Regions from separate parts of the Homo sapiens genome. Here region 1 is linked to region 2. A link is an interaction called in ENCODE POLR2A ChIA-PET data of the cell type or tissue named here. Cell type or tissue: GM12878. All regions are shown on one strand. Links, peaks and the distances in the headings refer to the core of each region. The heading gives the core; the rest is flanking DNA.

What was found. Peaks named below come from ENCODE experiments on the same cell type or tissue, not always from the same donor. Only the 100,000 strongest peaks of a DNase experiment are listed, where the experiment ranks them.
Region 1: POLR2A ChIA-PET joins it to region 2 with 5 read pairs; 3 of 35 experiments call an interaction of 5 or more read pairs at or near these places.

The regions. Positions count from the first base shown.
Region 1 is chr17:75,058,490-75,068,968 of GRCh38, reverse strand. KCTD2 (potassium channel tetramerization domain containing 2) reads right to left here. Exons shown (of 6, transcript NM_015353.3): 4 at 9,364-9,459; 5 at 6,724-6,849; 6 at 3,083-5,951. The coding sequence ends at 5,922. Among named protein-coding and RNA genes, the nearest start is that of KCTD2, 17 kb to the right of the region's middle. RefSeq lists an enhancer at 1,068-1,137. In GM12878, for the core only: a CTCF peak has its summit at 8,807 (motif pointing left); a DNase peak (open chromatin) is centred at 3,037; H3K27ac peaks cover 1,064 bases.
Region 2 is chr17:75,311,820-75,322,298 of GRCh38, reverse strand. GRB2 (growth factor receptor bound protein 2) reads left to right here. Exons shown (of 6, transcript NM_002086.5): 5 at 472-640; 6 at 1,746-4,223. The coding sequence ends at 1,931. Among named protein-coding and RNA genes, the nearest start is that of SLC25A19, 28 kb to the right of the region's middle. RefSeq lists enhancers at 1,297-2,496, 2,407-2,546, 5,555-5,804, 6,155-6,304. In GM12878, for the core only: no CTCF peak of the experiment used is centred there; DNase peaks (open chromatin) are centred at 2,210 and 8,228; H3K4me3 peaks cover 1,988 bases; H3K27ac peaks cover 6,628 bases.

The DNA.
Region 1 (10,479 bases), core at 1,521-9,520, 250 kb after region 2:
CAGGGATACAATGACTTGGCACTTCGTGTTTATTTTGGAGGGAAGGAGAGATTATTTTTGCTTGTAGAAGGGTAGTTGTATCTTGTTCCATGGAGGCATGAAGTTGTTTTTTCACCACGTTTTTTTTTCTTTTTTTCCGAGTCGGAGTTTCGCTCTTGTTGCCCAGGATGGAGCGCAATGGCATGATCTCGGCTTACTGCAACCTCTGTCTCCTGAGTTCAAGCGATTTTCCTGCCTCAGCCTCCAGAGTACCTGGGATTACAGGCACCCGCCACCACGCATAGCTAATTTTTTTTTTTTTTTTTTTTTGAGACGGAGTCTCGCTCTGTCGCCCAGGCTGGAGTGCAGTGGCGCGATCTTGGCTCACTGCAAGCTCCACCTCCCGAGTTCACGCCATTCCCCTGCCTCAGCCTCCCGAGTAGCTGGGACTACAGGTGCCCACCACTACGCCCAGCTAATTTTTTGTATTTTTAGTAGAGACAGGGTTTCACCGTGTTAGCCAGGATGGTCTCCATCTCCTGACCTCGTGATCCACCCGCCTTGGCCTCCCAAAGTGCTGGGATTACAGGCGTGAGCCACCGCGCCCAGCCTAATTCTTTGTATTTTTAGTAGAGACGGGGTTTCATCATGTTGGCCAGGCTGGTCTCAAACTCCTGACCTCAAGTGATCCACCTGCCTTGGCCTCCCAAAGTGCTGGGATTATAGGCATGAGCCACCACACCCAGCATTTTTCACCATCCTATGCAAGTTCAAGTATGTGCAGAAGCATGTACATGTGAGGGGAACCAAACAGGTGGACTGAGCCAGTCACCACATTGTTGTCTCTCAGCCCCAAACCCACCCTCTGAACTCTGCTCCGAGCCACATTTTCCCCCTCCTAGCTCAACCTGGTAGGACAGGCTGAGGGAGACTGCAAGACGAGAGAAAAAAAGGAGGGACGATGTATTTCCTGTTGTGAGCCAAACCACAGAACACTGCTGTGTGCTGGCATAGCTGATTCCAGGAGTGGTGCTGGTTTCTTGGTGGTTTCTCTACCCTCTGAGAGGCAGCAGCTGCCACTGGCCAGCACGTCCTTCTCCATTGGTCCCCTCCTCTTGAATCTCCATTTTATTTTGAGACACAATCTCTGTCACCCAGGTTGGAGTGCAGTGGTGTGATCTCAGCCCACTGCAACCTCCACCTCCCGGGTTCAAGCAATTCTCGTGCCTCAGCCACCCAAGTAGCTGGGATTACAAGCATGTGCCACCATGCCCGGCTAATTTTTGTATTTTTAGTAGAAACAGGGTTTCACCATGTTGGCCAGGCTGGTCTCAAACATCTGACTTCAAGTGATCTGCCTGCCTCGGCCTCCCAAAGTGCTGGGATTACAGGTGTGAGCCACCACACTTGGCCTTATTTTATTTTTAGATTTAATTTTACATAGAGACAGAGTCTCACCACGATGCCCAGGCTGATCTCACACTCCTGGGCTCAAGCAATCCTCCCAGCTTGGGCCTCCCAAAGTGCAGGTGAATCTTTTTTTTTTTTTTTTTTTTTTGAGACTGAGTCTCGCTCTGTCACCAGGTTGGAGTGCAGTGGCGTGATCTCTGCTCATTGCAACCTCTGCCTCCCGGGTTCAAGCCATTCTCCTGCCTCAGCCTCCCGAGTAGAGTAGCTGGGATTACAGGCACCTGCCACCATGCCCAGCTAATTTTTATATTTTTAGTAGAGACGGGGTTTCACCATGTTGGCCAGGATAGTCTAGATCTCCTGACCTCGTGATCCGCTCGCCTCGGCGTCCCAAAGTGCTGGGATTACAGGCGTGAGCCACTGCGCCCAGCCCTTTTATTTTTTTGAGGCGGAGTTTTGCTCTTGTTGCCCAGGCTGGAGTGCAATGGCGTGCTCTCGGCTCACCACAACCTCCACCTCTCAGGTTCAAGTGATTCTCCTGCCTCAGCCTCCCGAGTAGCTGGTCCGGCTAATTTTGTATTTTTTAGTAGAGATGGGGTTTCTCCACGTTAGTCAGGCTGGTTTCGAACTCCTGACCTCAGGTGATCCGCCTGCCTTGGCCTCCCAAAGAGCTGAGATTACAGGTGTGAGCCACCGCGCCCGGCCAAATCTCCACTTTAATAATCCCAATGTCTTCCCACTGTTCTCAGGTCCCAGGAGTGAGGACTGCACCCTGCAATCCCTACATTGTGATGCCTCAGTGTCCACTCCTGCCCTTTCCTTTCTCCACTACCAGTTAACAACTGCTGTGGTCTCAATTGGACCCTGACGGATGCACCCACGCATCCTGTTCACTAAGCTGTATGAGTCCATTTTGTCTCCCTACCTGAAAGTGCTGTCTGGAAGGGACTAACACCTTCTGAGTTTCCCATGCCCCGCCTGATGCTGAAGTGATCAATACTTGTTTGTTGGTTGTCACCAAACGTTCCTCACTCATCCTCTTCCTTGTACCTAGTCACTCACTCTCTTCCAGAAAGACTTGTCCCTTAAAAACCATCTCACGGCCGGGGATGGTGGCTCATGCCTGTAACCCCAGCACTTTGGGGGGCTGAGGCGGGAGGATCACCTGAGGTCGGAGTTCGAGACCAGCCTGGCCAACACAGCAAAATACTGTCTCTACTAAAAATACAAAAATTAGCCAGGCGCGCAGGCAGGCGCCTGTAATCCCAGCTACTCAGGAAGCCGAGGGAGAATTGCTTGAACATGGGAGGCAGAGGTTGCAGTGAGCCGAGATTGCACCACTACACTCTAGCCTGGGTGACAGAGCGAGACTCCATCTCGGGGAAAAAAAAAAAAAAAAAAAATCTCACACTCCTCCCCTTGTCTCTTTCCAGCTCTCTGGTGGGCAGCCCATCCGTCCCACCTTCTGTTTCTCTGCATTCTCTGGGTCTTTTCAGATTCAGTAAAATGAAAGGGAGGAGGGAGAAGGCCCAACACCCCCTTTGGTGGTTTCAGTAGCAGGAGAAAAGGACTTAGTCAGCTGTCCTGGTAGGAAAGGTAGTTAAGTCATCTCCTGAAACCCATGTGAGAACCATCGACAGGAAGTGACAGTGGGAACCAGGAGACTGCAGTAATGGAAAACACACCACAGTTCTTGAGATTCAGAAGTTTCATATCTTTATTCACACAAAAAAAGTCACAGCATTTCAGACTATTCAAACACACAAACAGGAACAGAGGGTGCCCACCAGTGACAGCCTCGTCCCTAAGTCTGGATCAAAGGCCACGCTGGAGGGTGGGGTGTCCTCTCGGGCCTCCTCTCTCAGCATCCCGTGGCTCCCTGCTCCCAGCCTCACTGACATCCCCAAGAGCAGTTACAACTGTGCAGAAACAAAGTCACTTTAGAGGAGGCTGGGCCCCACCTCATTGCCATGGAAAAAGGCCAGATTCTGAGGAAAAGACAGAATCAGTGCTACTGTGTCATCAGTTGGGGGATGCTGGGCACTCCTGGGCCTGGCTGGCATCACCTGCGTCCCAGACCTGGGGCAGAGAAAAAGGCAGGACCCTCCCCACTTGGCAGTACTGGGCAGCAGAGAGTGTGGGTCACTGGTCACGTGACAGCCCCAAACTGCCACGCAGACCTCTCTGATGTGATCAGCCAGACACTCAGAGGGCACAACGCTTTCAAGCAAGAACACCAGCCTGGTTCCTAAAGGGGGTGGGTGAACAACGCTCCCAGAAATCTTAAGAACCCAGAGTCCTGGAGCGCTGGAACAATACAGGTGTCATTGGGTTGCAGCGAGGAGGGAAACTTGGTGAACACCAGCCCTCCGAGAGGGCGGAAATACCACTCCTGTCTATTTCCCAGAGCACGTGCCTGTGCCTTGGGGCTCAAGAGCAGTCTTTTCATGGCGGCAACTATGGAATCTAAGAGGAATGAAGGAAACGGCGCCCTCAGGAGGTGCTCAACATTGGTGTCTGACCCCCAGGCCTCCTTGCTGAACCTGGTGAGAAAGCTGGGGTTGGTCTAGGAGCTCCAGCCCACGCTGATCAGGCATGCCCCAGGAAAGCAGACAGGGACAAGCGCCTCAACGAGACTGGGCACAAGGCCGCAAACCAAGCTGCTTTTCCTCTGTCAGTCTGATGTTACTCATTGGACCTGGCCAAGGAGCGCCTCTTCCAAAGTCCTCCATCCTACCCGGCTCAGAGCAGTCCTTCCCGTGATCACTACTTTCCTTGGCTACATCTAACTTTTTTTTTCTCTGAAAGATACGACTGGATGGATGCCTGTGACTCTTGAAGGGGTGGCTGCTTTTACTGAGGACGGCAGTTCATCTAACACTTTACAGCTGTAAAATGTGGCGCATAGGTGTGTAGACGTTGATGTGTCAGCAGAAACCCCTGTATACCGGGTTCTATGCTATGCTACAGATACAGAGAAACAAGGAGACTGAGGGTCCTAGGGAAAAGTTATGCCATCTGGGCATGGTCAGGTCAGAAGCTCAAAAGACATTTGGCACAGTCTGCAGTCATTTCCAGAAACTACTACCCAGACGTACCTTGGCAAGCAGGTGAGCTGTGGAGCACACAGGACATCACTTCTGAAGGTGCCCAGGAGCACCTGGCTCGAGGAGGCTTTCATAGAAGGAGAAGTCCCCAGAGCCCCTTCCCTTTCTCTGTGCCATCTGCCATACTACTGAAAGTTATTCGGGGCAGACAGGGTCCCCTGGCTCTACCGCATTCCATGACTGCTCAGCGAGACCCACATGCTCGGAGAGAAAGTGTGGACACAAACTCTGTGGATGCAGCCCGAAAGAGGGTGCTGCCGCATCCGGATCCTCGCCAGCATGGCACTCCAGAAAAGAAAGTAATGGCGGGGGTCAGGGGGGTGGTCAGAGACACAGGGGGTCCCCAGACTGCCTAGCACATACATACATACCACTGGGGACAGTACAGAGGGGAGCAGGTCCGCCAAGGTTAGAAACCAAGAGACACAAATATTGCACATTCAGTCAAGGCATTTCCAAGAGAGTCACAGAAATAACTCTCTCTGAGACACAACATAACACATTTGGCAACTTTCAAAGAAACAGCCTTCCCCACTCCAAGCCATCAAAGGGTCCATAAGTGCCTTCATCTTTGGTCCAGTTGAAAAAGCCAGGGAAGGAAGACAGGGTCAATGGGGAGTAAGAAGAGGCTGCAGGTGCAGTTCCTACAGCTCCCACTTGTCTGACTCAGTGCAGGATGCCGCCTGTCTCAAACCTCTTCTTGGAGGGAAAACAAGCTCTCCAGAGGGTCCCGGCTGCTGGAGAAAGGTGAGGCAAAGCTGCATGTGGTGGCAGCCGGGAGCCCCAAATCCAGAGCAATGATCACCAACCTCCAACCACAACAAAGGACACCCCATCCTCCCTTTCCTTGGAGGCTCTATTCATGGGAATGCGGGGTACTCTGGCAACTCTATGCTTTACCTAAAACCTCAATTCGACAAACTGCAGCTAGAACCCTTTGCATCTGCTGCACGTCTTGGAGGGTGCATAGGAGGGACGGTGTTCCGAAGCAGCTGCTAACGTCCATTGTGGCACACATAGGGTGAAACCATGGCACGGCACGGGAACAATCCTCTTGGCTCCAGCGTCCTTAAAGTACAGGCCATTTCCAAGGAGCTAGGCCTTCCGCCCTCATCCCCCAGATCCCCGAAAGGCTCCGACTGGGAACCCAGCCCAGCTGCTGTTGTAAAGATCTGTTCTAATACTGGCTAAGCAAATGAAAGCAGGTTTCTGAAAAGGTATTCTGCAGCCAGAAGTCGCACTGTCTTCGGAGTCCTGCAGGTGGGGAGGGAGTTCCTTTAGTTTTGACCAGAACACTTCTTCACAGGGGGCCAGGATCAGCTGTGCTTTGCAGTGGCTCGGTCACTGGACAGGAGTGAGGTTTCACTTCACAGAGGGGCTCTGCTGACTGCTCTCCTGAAGGTCTGGAGTTTTCGGGGTCTTAGTTTACATCCGCGATCCTCTCTCCTGAAGAATCTGAAAGTTGGAGATGGGGGAGAGGCTGAGGCTGCTGAGGGAAAGACAGAGATGTCGGGGGATGCTTTCCACTGGACCCGATGAGTGGCATGATGGTCCTGTCATCCCAGGAAGCAAGCAGGGGTGCAGCCGCAGCCTCACCCGCAGTGCTTCTGGTGCGAAACACTCTCTTGCTGGGCACAGCTGGGTCTAAAGCTTATATGCTGTTGGACCAAAGCTTTGCCAACTGAAAGGAAGTGGTTCCAGCTTACCTGGTATCCACGATTTAGAAGCTGTGTGTGTGTGTGTGTGTGTGTGTGTGTGTGTGTGTGTGTGTGTTGGGGGTGAGGGGGGTGCACAGTGGAGGGAAAAGAAACAGTTTTCCAGGAACTTAAGGGAGGTAAAGGTCACCAAGGTAAGAAAACACCCTTTTCTCCTGAGGCAGTGAAAAAAGCACAGTTTTAAAGAATAAATCAAAATACCTTCCAAGTCTGAGTTCAGAAATCCTACCCTGTAGTAATTAGTGGCAACCAGCTTTTCTTTTTCATTGATTTGGCAGAGGATGGAGAAAGTCTACCCTTTTTAGGTTCATATTTTCTAACTAAAAACACCTGTCAGTGCTCCGTAAATCCCAATTAAATTACAACAGTCAAAAATAACAAAACGAGGGGAAAATGCAACGCTGGCTCTAGAAGGCCAGGGAAGAAGTGAGGAGCAAGAGTTCAGGAAAAGCCCACGGAGGGGGTGCGAACAAGCAAGCCAGAGGCAACTGCCCAGGGAAGGGGCTCCTTACCTTCGCCTTTTCGCTCGGCTCTATGACGATGCCATTGGTAGAATTATTTAGTTCTCTGGAGACAACACAGAGGAATTCTGCCTGATCCTCATTGCCGTAGTTATAGGAAGATCCGATGCTGATGAGCTGATGAACCAAGAATACAGTGAACATTCATGTGGCAATCTTAACATACTTTCGAAAGTGCTACACAAATCACCCCTCTTCCGACTGAACTTTTAAGTTATCAAAGGTTTAACTCTTTATATGAGTTCTCTGTGACTACCAAAGCCCCCGGGGAGAAATGGGCCTGTTCTTCATCAGGGCATCATTGGTGAGGCCTCCCCAGGAGGAAGAGTATGAGCTCCACTGTCCCCTCACCCAAGCTCTGAAGTCCCCCCCCGTCAGCGGCAGGATTAACATGCCCACGCCCCGTCGAGCACAGCAAGGGAAGACAGAACGCATCTGCCAACAAAATGGACATTTGCCTCAGTCACACACACAGCTGGCTCCTCTATCAGCAGAAGCCCTAGACTGGGGACAGGAGGCTCTGGAAAGCACCGAGCCAATCACTGATCAGCTACTGGAAGTCATATGCTGCTGGTACTTTTTATTTCCAGACAGGGTCTAGCTCTGTCACCCAAGCTGGAGTGCAGTGGTGCAATCACAGCTCACTGTAGCCTCCACCTCCTGGTCTCAAGTGATCCTCCCACGTCAGCCTCCTGAGTAGCTGGGACTACAGGGACTACAGCCACCATGCCTGGCTAATTCTTTTATTTTTGATAGAGAAGGGGGGTCTCGCTATGTTGCCCAGGCTGGTCTCCGAACTCCAGGACTCAAGCAATCCTCCCACCGTGGCCTCCCAAAGTGCCGAGATTACAGGTGTGAACCACCGTGCCCAGCATGCTGGTACTTTTAACCTTTTTGGATAATAGAATTCAGAATTTAATTCTAAAGAGGAAATACACACGCAGGGGAGCAGCTCAGGCAGAGGGTGAGGGCATCCCAGTGAGCAGGCGAGGCCTCACATGGGCGGCATGGCTGACTGTGGTAGGATGGGGCTGGGGGCGCCTCCGCCTGTCTGAAACAAACTTCCTCATCCAGAAGGGAGGCAATAGGAACACCCTCCGTCTTCCCACGGGACAGTAATAAGATGAGAAATTAACAAGAAATTATTCATTTTAGTTTCACAAAGAATACATTAAAAAAATCCTTTGCTTAAGAGCTCATATTAGGAAAAATACTTCTGGAGTGGAGGGCATTAAACTCTTGGCGACGTTTTACAACCCATGCCCAGTAAGAACCAGGATGACAGACACAGGCAGAGTGGATTCCGTGGTGGAAGCTAAGTGTGAGAAATAATCACCGCTGGCTCTGAAGGCAGAGACAGCTTTGCACTTGATCTGTGAGATAACAGCATTAATGCAAAGTGTGAGTTTTCTTTTAGAAGGTAAGCATCTGGTGAGACAGCTGTTGACCTGTTAAAACTCTACACATAAGTAGGCATAATCCGTATAAAATCATATTTACTCAGGCGGTTGATCCCAGGGTGGCGAGTGGCGGCGACCGAGACCCTGAGTGCAGCCTGACCCGCCCTCGCACGCGCGCCCTCCCTGGCCGGGCCCACTCGCCACGCGCCCAGCCATGAACCTGGCGAGCCAGAGCGGGGAGGCCGGCGCCGGCCAGCTGCTCTTTGCCAACTTCAACCAGGACAACACAGAAGTGAAAAGGGCATCAAGAGCAGCTGGTCTTGGCTGTCGCGCTGTTGTCTGGTTAGTTCCAACCCTGGTTTCTGAAAGTATCACCTTGGAAGGCTTATGTTAGAGGACTTTTTTGGCTTTTTGAAATTGAAGTGAACCAGTTAATAAGTGGCAGAGGATCACTTGAATGTGAAATAGAAATATCAAGGACTACATTTTTCCAGTGGACACCACAGCTTGTGGGAAGTTAGTGATGTAGCAATGTCTGTTTTAAATGCCATGTCTAAAAGGGATGGAATGAAGAAAGGGATTTGACTTTCCAAAAAAAAAAAAAATTGTATTTACTCTATTCGCTCTGGCCTTCCTATGTTTTGAAGGCAACAGAATTTAACAAGTCTGCCATCTAATGGAGGAGAACAGTGAAGCTCCAACTGTCATAGCTTTGTTTTGATAGCTCAGTCGTAAGCACGAGGCGGAGAGAAGTAGGGGAAACGGCCGCACCACACTTCCCATGGCGCCTGATCCTTCCTAGCACAGCTGTTCACCAAGCTCTTCACGGTGGATTACATAAGACATTCAGAACCAAAAAGTTCTGACCCTGGGAAAAGAAATGGAAGGATTGTTGTCGAATCCCAGTCTCCTTTAGGGACTCATTCTACGATCCCTGTGAGGGAACAAAAACCAAAGGCTTTGAGGCACTTCAAGCCTAAACTGCTCGTTGGCTCCCCTGGAAAGTCTGCGTGTGAAGCTAAGACATGATGCTCCTCTGTTTCCCCAACTCCTCACGCACCACTAGGCCAGCAGTGCCCACCAAATGGCTCTTTGCCCATGTTTTGGAATAGGATCCCACCTGGCCGTAGCCGTCTCCCGTGGTTATTAATTGGCCATCCACACTGATTGTTTGAAGAGCTGCAGACCCCTTGAACGGGGCCTGGGATTGCTGCTCTGTTAAGAGATGTACCTGTTCGAATTTCCAGCCGTCGGACATCGTGGACACCATCTGCGTGAGCTCTTCTTCCTGACACTGCAGGACTCTGTACACGTGCTTCACGGGGCCCTGCAATGACCAGGCGCAGACTGAGAACAGCACCAAGGACACCACAGTTTGCAGCTGCCCCAAGGAGGCTCTTCAAATGAATAAACACTGAAAAGGAGTTTGCTTGGAAATCTTTTCTTGGCAGCCACCCACTATCCCCTTTTACAAATAGTACTGTGGCGTTTCTTTTTTTCCCTTCTCTTTAAAAAATGTTTTTCTTTTTAAGTGACCACAAGCCAGCATACTGTGGCTTTTCAATAAAAACATATCCAAAGAGTGAAAGAATAAAAAAGGTAAAATAATTCTGAACTTCAGAGGGATGAATGCTTGAGCAACTATGCCAACAAACTTAGATTTAATCCATTTCCCCAAGTCAAAAATAAGGTAAAATTATTATTATTTATTATTATTATAATTTTATTTATTTATTTTTGAGACGGAGTCTCGCTCTGTCGCCCAGGCTGGAGTGCAATGGTGCAATCTTGGCTCACTGCAGGCTCTGCCTCCCAGGTTCACGCCATTCTCCTGCCTCAGCCTCCCAAGTAGCTGGGACTACAGGCACCCGCCACCACGCCCGGCTAATTTTTTGTATTTTTTAGTAGAGACGGGGTTTCACTGTGTTAGCCAGGATGGTCTCGATCTCCTGACCTCGTGATCCACCCGCCTCGGCCTCCCAAAGTGCTGGGATTACAGGCATGAGCCACCGCGCCCGGCCTATTTATTATTATTTTTTAAGACACAGTCTCACTCTGTCGCCCAGGCTGGAGTACAGTGGCGCGATCTCAGCTCACTGCAACTCCGCCTCCCCGGTTCAAGCGATTCTCCCGCCTCAGCCTCCCGAATAGCTGGGATTACAGGCGCCTGCCGCTAAGCCTGGCTAATTTTTGTATTTTTAGTAGAGAAGGGGATTCACCATGTTGGCCAGGCTTGGTCTTGAACTCCTGACCTCATGATCCACCTGCCCTGGTCTCCCAAAGTGCTGGGATTACAGGCATGAGCCACCGCACCCAGCCTTATTATTATTTTTGAGATGGAGTCTCG
Region 2 (10,479 bases), core at 865-8,864:
CCAGGTTCAAGTGATTCTCCTGCCTCAGCCTCCCGAGTAGCTGGGATTACAGGCATGCACCATCATGCCCAGCTACTTTTGTATTTTTAGTAGAGATGGGATTTCTCCATGTTGGCCAGGCTGGTCTCGAACTCCCGACCTCAGGTGATCTGCCCACCACGGCCTCCAAAGTGTTGGGATTACAGGTGTGAGCCACCGCACCCGGCCTGGACTCTTTATCTTACAAACATCTTCAGAATGAGAATGACTGATGGCCTGTCCCTCTCTGGTTTCTGGATGTTGTCCTGGTGCCCATCATTCATAGGGAGAGGTCCGTCCCAGGGACACCCAGTGAGGAAACTTGTTGCTCTGCAGTCCCTGAGGAGTGCTGCTGGGACAGTGGTTCTCTCGAGATAGCTCCTATATGGAAATACCCTCGATTTGCCAAGTTAGAGCCTTTAGCCGGTCACATGTGCTTTCTGTCCCTCCCAGGTTTGGAAACGATGTGCAGCACTTCAAGGTGCTCCGAGATGGAGCCGGGAAGTACTTCCTCTGGGTGGTGAAGTTCAATTCTTTGAATGAGCTGGTGGATTATCACAGATCTACATCTGTCTCCAGAAACCAGCAGATATTCCTGCGGGACATAGAACAGGTGCCACAGGTAAGCCTCATCAGGGTGAGATGGGATCATTTTTAGTTAAGAATAGCTCCTCAGTGTGCATTCCTGTAGGAAAGGGGAGGCGCCCCTCAACATGCGGGCGCCCTTCAGGGATTGCCGCTGGGGCTTCTGTGCTCCTTACTGAAAATGTTACCCTCCATTCACACTAAAGAGTTCTTTTTTCTGGCCCAGCATAGTAGCTCACACCTATAATCCCAGCACTTTGGGAGGCCGAGGCAGGCAGATCTCTTGAGGTCAGGTGTTTGAGACTAGCCTGGCCAACATGGTGAAACCCTGTCGCTACTAAAAATACAAAAATTAGCTGGATGTGGTGGCGCACACCTGCAGTCCCAGCTACTCGGGAAGCTGAGATGGAAAAATTGCTTGAACCCAGGAGGTGGAGATTGTAGTGAGCTGAGATTGCACCACTGCACTCCAACCTGGGCGACAGAGGGAGACTTCATTTCAAAAAAAAAAAAAAAAAAAAAAAAAGATTTGTTGTTTCAAATACAAGGTTTTTGCTTTTCCAGAGGCAGTGTGTAGCCAGCTTGCCAGCCTCTCTAGGGAGATGGTCTTTAACACACCCACCCAAAGATCCTGTCCCTGGAAGCAAATTATGAGGAAAACTATGCTTGTGAGGGAATGGGGTCGGCACCCGTTCCTGTCCCTCGAGCCCTGGTCGTAAGTTACGGTTAGAGCCCCTTATGTTATTCGAGCTCCAGAACTTTAGGCTTTAATACCTTAAGGGTGTCGTAGAAGGGATTTGCGATTCTGGGCCCACGGCCTAAACACAGATGGCTGTTTCTGAAGAACTTTCTCCTCCAAGCACTGCCTGCCCTCTACTTGATAATACGGCACAGTTGGCCACCCTCCTCTGGGAGACATACTCTAATATTTTCTGAGCACTGGGAAATATCACACTAAACCCGCTTGGCCTGTAAACTTAGAATAGGTAAGAATAAACGGGGGGTTGGGAGATGGGAGGTGAGTTTAAGAAACATGGAGAATTTGGCACGCATTCGTTTCCCCCTGGAACCCATCTGGCCTCGGAGGTGGCCAGTCACAGACCAGGAATGCAATGTGGGTTTTTCCTGCTCCTGTTTTGCAGCAGCCGACATACGTCCAGGCCCTCTTTGACTTTGATCCCCAGGAGGATGGAGAGCTGGGCTTCCGCCGGGGAGATTTTATCCATGTCATGGATAACTCAGACCCCAACTGGTGGAAAGGAGCTTGCCACGGGCAGACCGGCATGTTTCCCCGCAATTATGTCACCCCCGTGAACCGGAACGTCTAAGAGTCAAGAAGCAATTATTTAAAGAAAGTGAAAAATGTAAAACACATACAAAAGAATTAAACCCACAAGCTGCCTCTGACAGCAGCCTGTGAGGGAGTGCAGAACACCTGGCCGGGTCACCCTGTGACCCTCTCACTTTGGTTGGAACTTTAGGGGGTGGGAGGGGGCGTTGGATTTAAAAATGCCAAAACTTACCTATAAATTAAGAAGAGTTTTTATTACAAATTTTCACTGCTGCTCCTCTTTCCCCTCCTTTGTCTTTTTTTTCATCCTTTTTTCTCTTCTGTCCATCAGTGCATGACGTTTAAGGCCACGTATAGTCCTAGCTGACGCCAATAATAAAAAACAAGAAACCAAGTGGGCTGGTATTCTCTCTATGCAAAATGTCTGTTTTAGTTGGAATGACTGAAAGAAGAACAGCTGTTCCTGTGTTCTTCGTATATACACACAAAAAGGAGCGGGCAGGGCCGCTCGATGCCTTTGCTGTTTAGCTTCCTCCAGAGGAGGGGACTTGTAGGAATCTGCCTTCCAGCCCAGACCCCCAGTGTATTTTGTCCAAGTTCACAGTAGAGTAGGGTAGAAGGAAAGCATGTCTCTGCTTCCATGGCTTCCTGAGAAAGCCCACCTGGGCTGGGCGCGGTGGCTCACGCCTGTAATCCCAGCACTTTGGGAGGCCAAGGTGGGCGGATCACAAGGTCAGGAGTTCGAGACCAACCTAGCCAACATGGTGAAACCCCGTCTCTACTAAAAATAAGAAATTAGCCGGGTGTGGCACGCACCTGTAGTCCCAGCTACTTGGGAGCCTGAGGCAGGAGAATCGCTTGAACCTGGGAAGTGGAGGTTGAGTGAGCCGGGACCGTGCCATTGTACTCCAGCCTGGGTGACAGAGCGAGATTCCGTCTCAAAAAAAAAAAAAAAAAGCCCACCTGAAAGCCTGTCTCTTTCCACTTTGTTGGCCCTTCCAGTGGGATTATCGAGCATGTTGTTTTTTCATAGTGCCTTTTTCCTTATTTCAAGGGTTGCTTCTGAGTGGTGTTTTTTTTTTTTTTTTAATTTGTTTTGTTTTAAAATAAGTTAAAGGCAGTCCAGAGCTTTTCAGCCAATTTGTCTCCTACTCTGTGTAAATATTTTTCCCTCCGGGCAGGGGAGCCAGGGTAGAGCAAAGGAGACAAAGCAGGAGTGGAAGGTGAGGCGTTCTCCTGCTTGTACTAAGCCAGGAGGCTTTAAGCTCCAGCTTTAAGGGTTGTGAGCCCCTTGGGGGTTCAGGGAACTGCTTGCCCAGGGTGCAGTGTGAGTGTGATGGGCCACCGGGGCAAGAGGGAAGGTGACCGCCCAGCTCTCCCACATCCCACTGGATCTGGCTTACAGGGGGGTCGGAAGCCTGTCCTCACCGTCTCGGGGGTTGTGGCCCCCGCCCCCTCCCTATATGCACCCCTGGAACCAGCAAGTCCCAGACAAGGAGAGCGGAGGAGGAAGTCATGGGAACGCAGCCTCCAGTTGTAGCAGGTTTCACTATTCCTATGCTGGGGTACACAGTGAGAGTACTCACTTTTCACTTGTCTTGCTCTTAGATTGGGCCATGGCTTTCATCCTGTGTCCCCTGACCTGTCCAGGTGAGTGTGAGGGCAGCACTGGGAAGCTGGAGTGCTGCTTGTGCCTCCCTTCCCAGTGGGCTGTGTTGACTGCTGCTCCCCACCCCTACCGATGGTCCCAGGAAGCAGGGAGAGTTGGGGAAGGCAAGATTGGAAAGACAGGAAGACCAAGGCCTCGGCAGAACTCTCTGTCTTCTCTCCACTTCTGGTCCCCTGTGGTGATGTGCCTGTAATCTTTTTCTCCACCCAAACCCCTTCCCACGACAAAAACAAGACTGCCTCCCTCTCTTCCGGGAGCTGGTGACAGCCTTGGGCCTTTCAGTCCCAAAGCGGCCGATGGGAGTCTCCCTCCGACTCCAGATATGAACAGGGCCCAGGCCTGGAGCGTTTGCTGTGCCAGGAGGCGGCAGCTCTTCTGGGCAGAGCCTGTCCCCGCCTTCCCTCACTCTTCCTCATCCTGCTTCTCTTTTCCTCGCAGATGATAAAAGGAATCTGGCATTCTACACCTGGACCATTTGATTGTTTTATTTTGGAATTGGTGTATATCATGAAGCCTTGCTGAACTAAGTTTTGTGTGTATATATTTAAAAAAAAAATCAGTGTTTAAATAAAGACCTATGTACTTAATCCTTTAACTCTGCGGATAGCATTTGGTAGGTAGTGATTAACTGTGAATAATAAATACACAATGAATTCTTCACTTGGTATCTTTTTTTCCCCTTGCCTGCCTTAAAAATTTAAAAACCGCATCGGGGAGTCAGGAATCTTGGGTCCTTATTTCAGACGTGATCACCCAGCTTACATCCCCCTAGGGGAGCATGTGGGGCTCACAGGCCTTCCTGGGAGCGATGCCTGCAGTTGGCTGTCAGGAACTCCTGGGGAGCCTGTTAACAATACAGAATCGCAAACCCCGCCCCACATCCTCGGACATTGCCTTTGAGGACACAGACACGCCCGCTGTTTCTGATGTAGAGAAACCACTGACCACGCTTTGGGAACTCTGGTCTAGACCAAGGGCTTTGGGAAGATAAAGAGCTTGGCTTATTTGGTTCTCCTGTTTTCTGTGTTAAACAAGAAGAAGGACAGAAACACCTGTGAAGAAACGGTTTTAATATGCTGAGTAACTGAAATATACTTGTTTGCTCAATAGGCTGCTTTTAGGGTGAGACTAGGCATATTTACACACACGTTGGCTACAGAGGCAAAGAAGACTGAACAAAAAAGAAATGAGGTCTGGCCATGGTAGCTCATGCCTGTAATCCCAGCACTTTGAGAGGCCAAGGTGGGGGATCACTTGAGCCCAGGAGTTTTGAGGCCAGTCTGGGCAGCATAGGGAGACTCCCTGCCTCTCTACAAAAAGCAAATTAGCCAGATGCAGTGGCGCACGCCTGTAGTGAGGATTACTTGGGAGGCTGAGGTGGATCACTTGAGCCCAGGAGGTCAAGACTACAGTGAGCTGTGGTTGCACCACTGCACTCCAGCCTGGGCAACAGGGTGAGACCTTGTCTCGAAAAAGTAATAAAAAGGGGACAGGCAGGGTGGCTCACACCTGTAATCCCAGCACTTTGGGAGACTGAAGCGGGTGAATCACAAGGTCAGGAGTTCAAGACCAGCCTGGCCAACATGGTGAAACCCCATCTCTACTAAAAATACAAAAATTAGCCAGCTGTGGTGGCAGGTGTCTGTAGTCCCAGCTACTCGGGAGGCTGAGGCAGGAGAATCGCTTGAACCCGGGAGGTGGAGGTTACAGTGAGCCGAGATTGCACCACTGCACTCCAGCCTGGGTGACAGAGCTAGGTTCCCTCTCAAAAAAATAAAATAAAATAAAAAATAAAGGTAATAAGGGCCAGGCTCAGTGGCTTACGCCTGTAATCCTAACACTTTGAGAGGCTGAGGCGGGTGGATTGCTTGAGCTCAAGAATGCCACACCAGCCTGGGCAACATAGTGAAACCCATCTCTACCAAAAATTAGCTGAGTGTGGTGATGCACACCTGTGGTCCCAGCTACTCAGGAGGCTGAAGTGGAGGTTGCAGTGAGCTGTCATGCCACTATACTCCAGCCTGAGAGACAGACCTCTCTCAAAAAAAAAAAAAAAATACCCAAGAAATCTCGACTTGAATTCTTCTTGGTGTAGCCACACTGAGCAGGGGAGGCTTGTGGGTTGTTTTGTTTTGTGACAGGGTCTTTATCTGCCACCCAGGCTGGAGTGCTACGGTGCAATCATAGCTCACTGCAGACTCAATCCCCTGGGCTCAAGTGATCACCTCAGCCTCCCAAGTAGCTGGGACTGTAGGCATACACTACTGCACCCAAGTAGCTGGGACTACAGGCATACGCTACTGCACCCAAGTAGCTGGGACTACAGGCATACGCTACTGCACCTGGCTAATTTCATTTTTTTTTGTACAGTGGGGTCTGTGTTTCCCAGGCTGGTCTCAGACTCCTGGGCTCAAGAGATCCCCCCACCCTTGGCCTTTCAAAGTGCTGGAAATCCAGGCGTGAGCTGTGCCTGGCCTGGGACGTTTTTGACCTTCCCCTGCAGCAGTCATGTGTGGGAAGGATCTTGACCCAGCAAGAGTCAAGACTGCTAGTCCTGTGGTCCACTTGGGCTGGCCTCCTTGAAGCTGAGCAGAAGTTTACAAAATGGAGCTATGTAATTGAAAAGGCCGGGCGTGGTGACTCATTTAGCCTCATTTGAGGCTTTTTGCTCAATTTGTCCCCTCCCTCGCGTTTGACTGACTGTTTCAGAATTAATGGGAAAATCACTCCTTTTCTGTGATCAGCAGTTTGGTCACAGATTTCTTAGTGATGGTATCTCCCTCCTCAGGGATCCGGGATTCCTGGGAAGACATCTGGGCGGGGTGCCTTGGGAAGCCTCCCAGCATCTTACAGGAGCCCTGTGGCCGGCGTGCAGCCGGGAGTCGCTCAGTGTGTCAGGGGAAAAGCTGGAGGTAGGCGCATGGCCTCGCTCTTCAGGGCACGCCCCCCCCACCCCTCCCTGACACGCTTCCCTCCACCCAGTGAGCTGGGAGCCCCTGACAGGCTCACCTTCAGACTTGAGTGTGGAGGAGATGGTGACCCACAGCGCGGGGCTGCTTAGGTGGCCTCTGAGCCAAAGGCCATGATGGCGCAGGCTGCCTGCCTTCCCTGGGCACTAGTTCCACCTGACTGTTCATGGGGTGGGTGACCTTCAGCCCAAAACGTTCGCTTTATGGAAGTTCCTGGATAACTGGAAAAAATGACAGTGGACCTGTTTTATGCGTCTTGGAAATACTTTTTTTTTCTTTTTTTTTTTTTTGAGACAGAGTCTCCGTCTGTCCCCTAGGCTGGAATGCAGTGGCACGATCTTGGCTCACTGCAACCTCCACCTCCCGGGTTCAAGTGATTCTCCTGCCTCACCCTCCTAAGTAGCTGGGATAACCAGCTCCTGCCACCACGCCCAGCTAATTTTTGTACCTGGGGTCAGGAGTTCAAGACCAGCCTGGCCAACGTGGTGAAACCCTGTCTCTACTAAAAATACAAAAATTAGGTGGGCGTGGTGGCGGGCACCTGTAATCACAGCTACTCGGCAGGCTGAGTCAGGAGAATCGCTTGAACCCGGGAGGCAGAGGTTGCAGTGAGCCGAGATCGCGCCATCACACTCCAGCCTGGGCGACAGAGTGAGACTCCGTCTCAAAAAAAAAAGAGTACAATTCTGTGTGCCAACAGCACTGATAGATCAATATTACATGTTAGTGATATTGATTAAGCCACTTACTGCTTAGTGCATTCCAAACACTACTTTTAAAACTAACACTAAAAGCCATACTATACCCCGTCCAAAAAAGAAATCACTAAGACGTATTTTAAGTCTCAACTCTGGCCCACCCAAGAGCAACACTGGTCTTAGGTCTCCAAGGACAGCCTTCTTTTTTTCTTTTTTCTTTTTTTTTTTTCAGTTGGAGTCTGGCTCTGTTGCTGGAGTACAGTGGCGCCATCTCAGCTCATTGCAACCTCCGCTTCCTGGGTGCAAGCGATTCTGCTGCCTCAGCTTCCCGAATAGCTCGGACTACAGGCGCCCGCCACCACACCCAGCTAATTTTTGTATTTTTAGTAGAGATGGGGTTTCACCATGTTGGCCACGATGGTCTTGATCTCCTGACCTCGTGATCTGCCCACCTTGGCCTCTAAAGTGCTGGGATTACAGGCGTGAGCCACCAGGCCCTGCCCCAGCCTTTTTTTTTTTTAACATTCCTGGATTCGGGTTGAGAAAGCACAGCTATTGCAGCCATTCTCTGAGTGTGAGTCGTGGCGTCAGCAGTGTTGGCCTCCAAAATAGCAGCTGCCAGGTCCTGAGGGCTCGCCTCGTGCTGCAGGCCTGTGCAAGGGCCCGAGCCTGGGGTGAAAGGGTGGATGTTTGCCTCCTGCTGTAACCCCACCCCTCATCCTGCGCTGTGCTAGGGAAGCAAGGGGCGAGGGTGTACCCTTTTTCATTTACTCTGTTACACATGTGTTGCCCACACCTGTAGGGATTGATGGTGAACGTCATTCCTGGGGCGTGTGGAATTGGAGGCAATTATCTCCCCTCTAACTGGAGGCTGAGGAGGGCCCCCGTGTCTTCTCACACCATCAACCACCGCTTTCCATTCCTGCACGGTGGCATTGCTGCCCTGAGTCACCCTGAAACTGGAAACTGCCCCACTGGAGCCTTCTGTCCTTGACACAGACGCACTCTTCAGTCCTGATCCTTGTATTATGCAAGCCCTTGCATGAGAGAGACTCAAAGAGGAAATGTAGACAGCACAGGCTCAAAGGGAGGCTTGGAGGCAGATGGGACTTGCCCTGGGGATTGGGTGAAATGAGTTTGGACAGTTACTAATAGGACAGTAGACACCCAGAGCAGGTGGTCTAGTAGAGGCGTGGCGGTGTTAGCGAGCACCTGCCTGGACATGGCTTGAGGGAGCCTGAGTAGCCTCCTGCAACGAGGAAGAAAGAGCCCAGGTGGGGTTTGTGGGGGACTCGAATGCAGGCTGAGCGATGCCCATTCTGCCTGTTGACACAGGAGGCTTCTGTAGCTTTTTTTTTTTTTTTTTTTTTTAAACAGAGTCTCACTCACCCAGGCTGGAGTGCCGTGGCACGATCTCAGCTCACTGCAACCTCTGCCTCTTGGGCTCAAGCAATTCTCCTTCCTCAGCCTCTCCAGTAGCTGGGATTACAGGTGTGCACCACCATGCCCAGCTAATTTTTGTATTTTTAGTAGAGATGGGGTTTTGCCATGTTGGCCAGGCTGATCTCAAACTCCCGACCTCAGGTGATCCACCCGCCCCAGCCTCCCAAAGTGCTGGGATTACAGGTGTGAGCCACCATGCCTGGCTGCTTCTGTAGCTCTTATAGATCAGCGGTACGATGAAAGATAAGTTTTAGGAACATCTGACTTGCAGTGGTGCGGAGACCAGAATCCGGATAGCCTGGAAGAGGCTAGGGTCGTGTTAGCTGAGTGAAGTCAGGCTCTGCAGCAGAGTGTGCGCAGTGCTCACCTGGCTCTCTCCCGACCAGTTGTCTGGACCATGTGCCCAACCTCCCTGCAGTTCCAAGCAGCCATGTGCTCCAGTCCTGACGTGTGTGGTGTGTTTGGGGCCTTGTGGCCTCCCCACTTTGTTGCTTCTCTTGCCTGTGGGTGGATGCAGGAGAGCCAGCAGAAGACCCAGAGCACCTGCTAGATTTGGAACATGTCTGGGGCGGGGCACAGTGGCTCATGCCTGTAATCCCAGCACTTTGGGAGGATCACTTTAGCCCAAGAGATTGAGAACAGTCTGGCAATATAGTGAGACCCTGTCTCTACAAAAAATTAGACAGACTCAGTGGTGTGCTCCTGTAGTCCCAGCTACTCAAAGAGGCTGAGGCAGGAGGATTGCCTGAGTCTGGAAGGTCGAGGCTACAGTGAGCCATGATTCTGCCACTGCACTCCAGCCTGGGCAGCAGAGACCGAGACCTCGTCTCAAAAAAATGAAACAAATATCAGCTGTGTTGCATCACTGACGGGGGGAGGAGGGTTGTCTGTTACAGCAGCCACACTGCCTATCCAGGGACAATGCTGGGGATAGGACCTGGGGAGAAACTTGAGAGGCCCAGCAAAAAATAGGAGGTTTTGGCCGGGCACGGTGGCTCACGCCTGTAATCCCAGCACTTTGGGAGGCCGAGGCGGACAGATCACCTGAGGTTGGGAGTTTGAAACTAGCCTGACCAACATGGAGAAACCCCATCTCTACTAAAAATACAAAATTAGCTGGGCATGGTGGTGCATGCCTGTAATCCCAGCTACTCAGGAGGCTGAGGCAGGAGAATCACTTGAACTCAGGAGGTGGAGGTTGCGGTGAGCCAAGATCATGCCATTGCACTCCAGCCTGGGCAACAAGAGTGAAGCTCTGTCTCAAAAAAAAAAAAAAGAAAAGAAAAAAATATGAGGTTTTGGAAAAGGAAGTAGAATTGCTTGTCATCTAAAATAGAAGGAAGCAGCAGTGACAGCTTTCGTAAGACCAGCATCTGCGCCATCTCCTTACAGATGGGGCTGGCTCTTCGGCACGAACCCCACTCTCCAGACCTAGCTGCATAGGACAAGCCAATTTCTCTCTGAATGTCTTTTTTTTTTTTTTTTTTTTTTTTTTTTTGAGACGAAGTCTTGCTTTGTCTCAGGCTGGAGTGCAGTGGCATGATCATAGCTCACTGCTTGCTTGAAGTCCTGTGCTCAAGTGATCCTCCCGCCTCAACCTCCCGAGTAGCTGGACGTGCGCACCACCATGCCCAGCTAATTAAAAAAAATTTCACAGAGATGGGGTCTCACTATATTGCCCAGACTAGTCTTGAACTCCTGCACTCAAGGGATCCTCCCGCCTCAGCCTCCCAAAGTGTTGGGATTAAAGGCATAAGCCACCACACTTGGCCTTTTTTTTTTTTTTTTTTTTTTTTCTGAGACAGA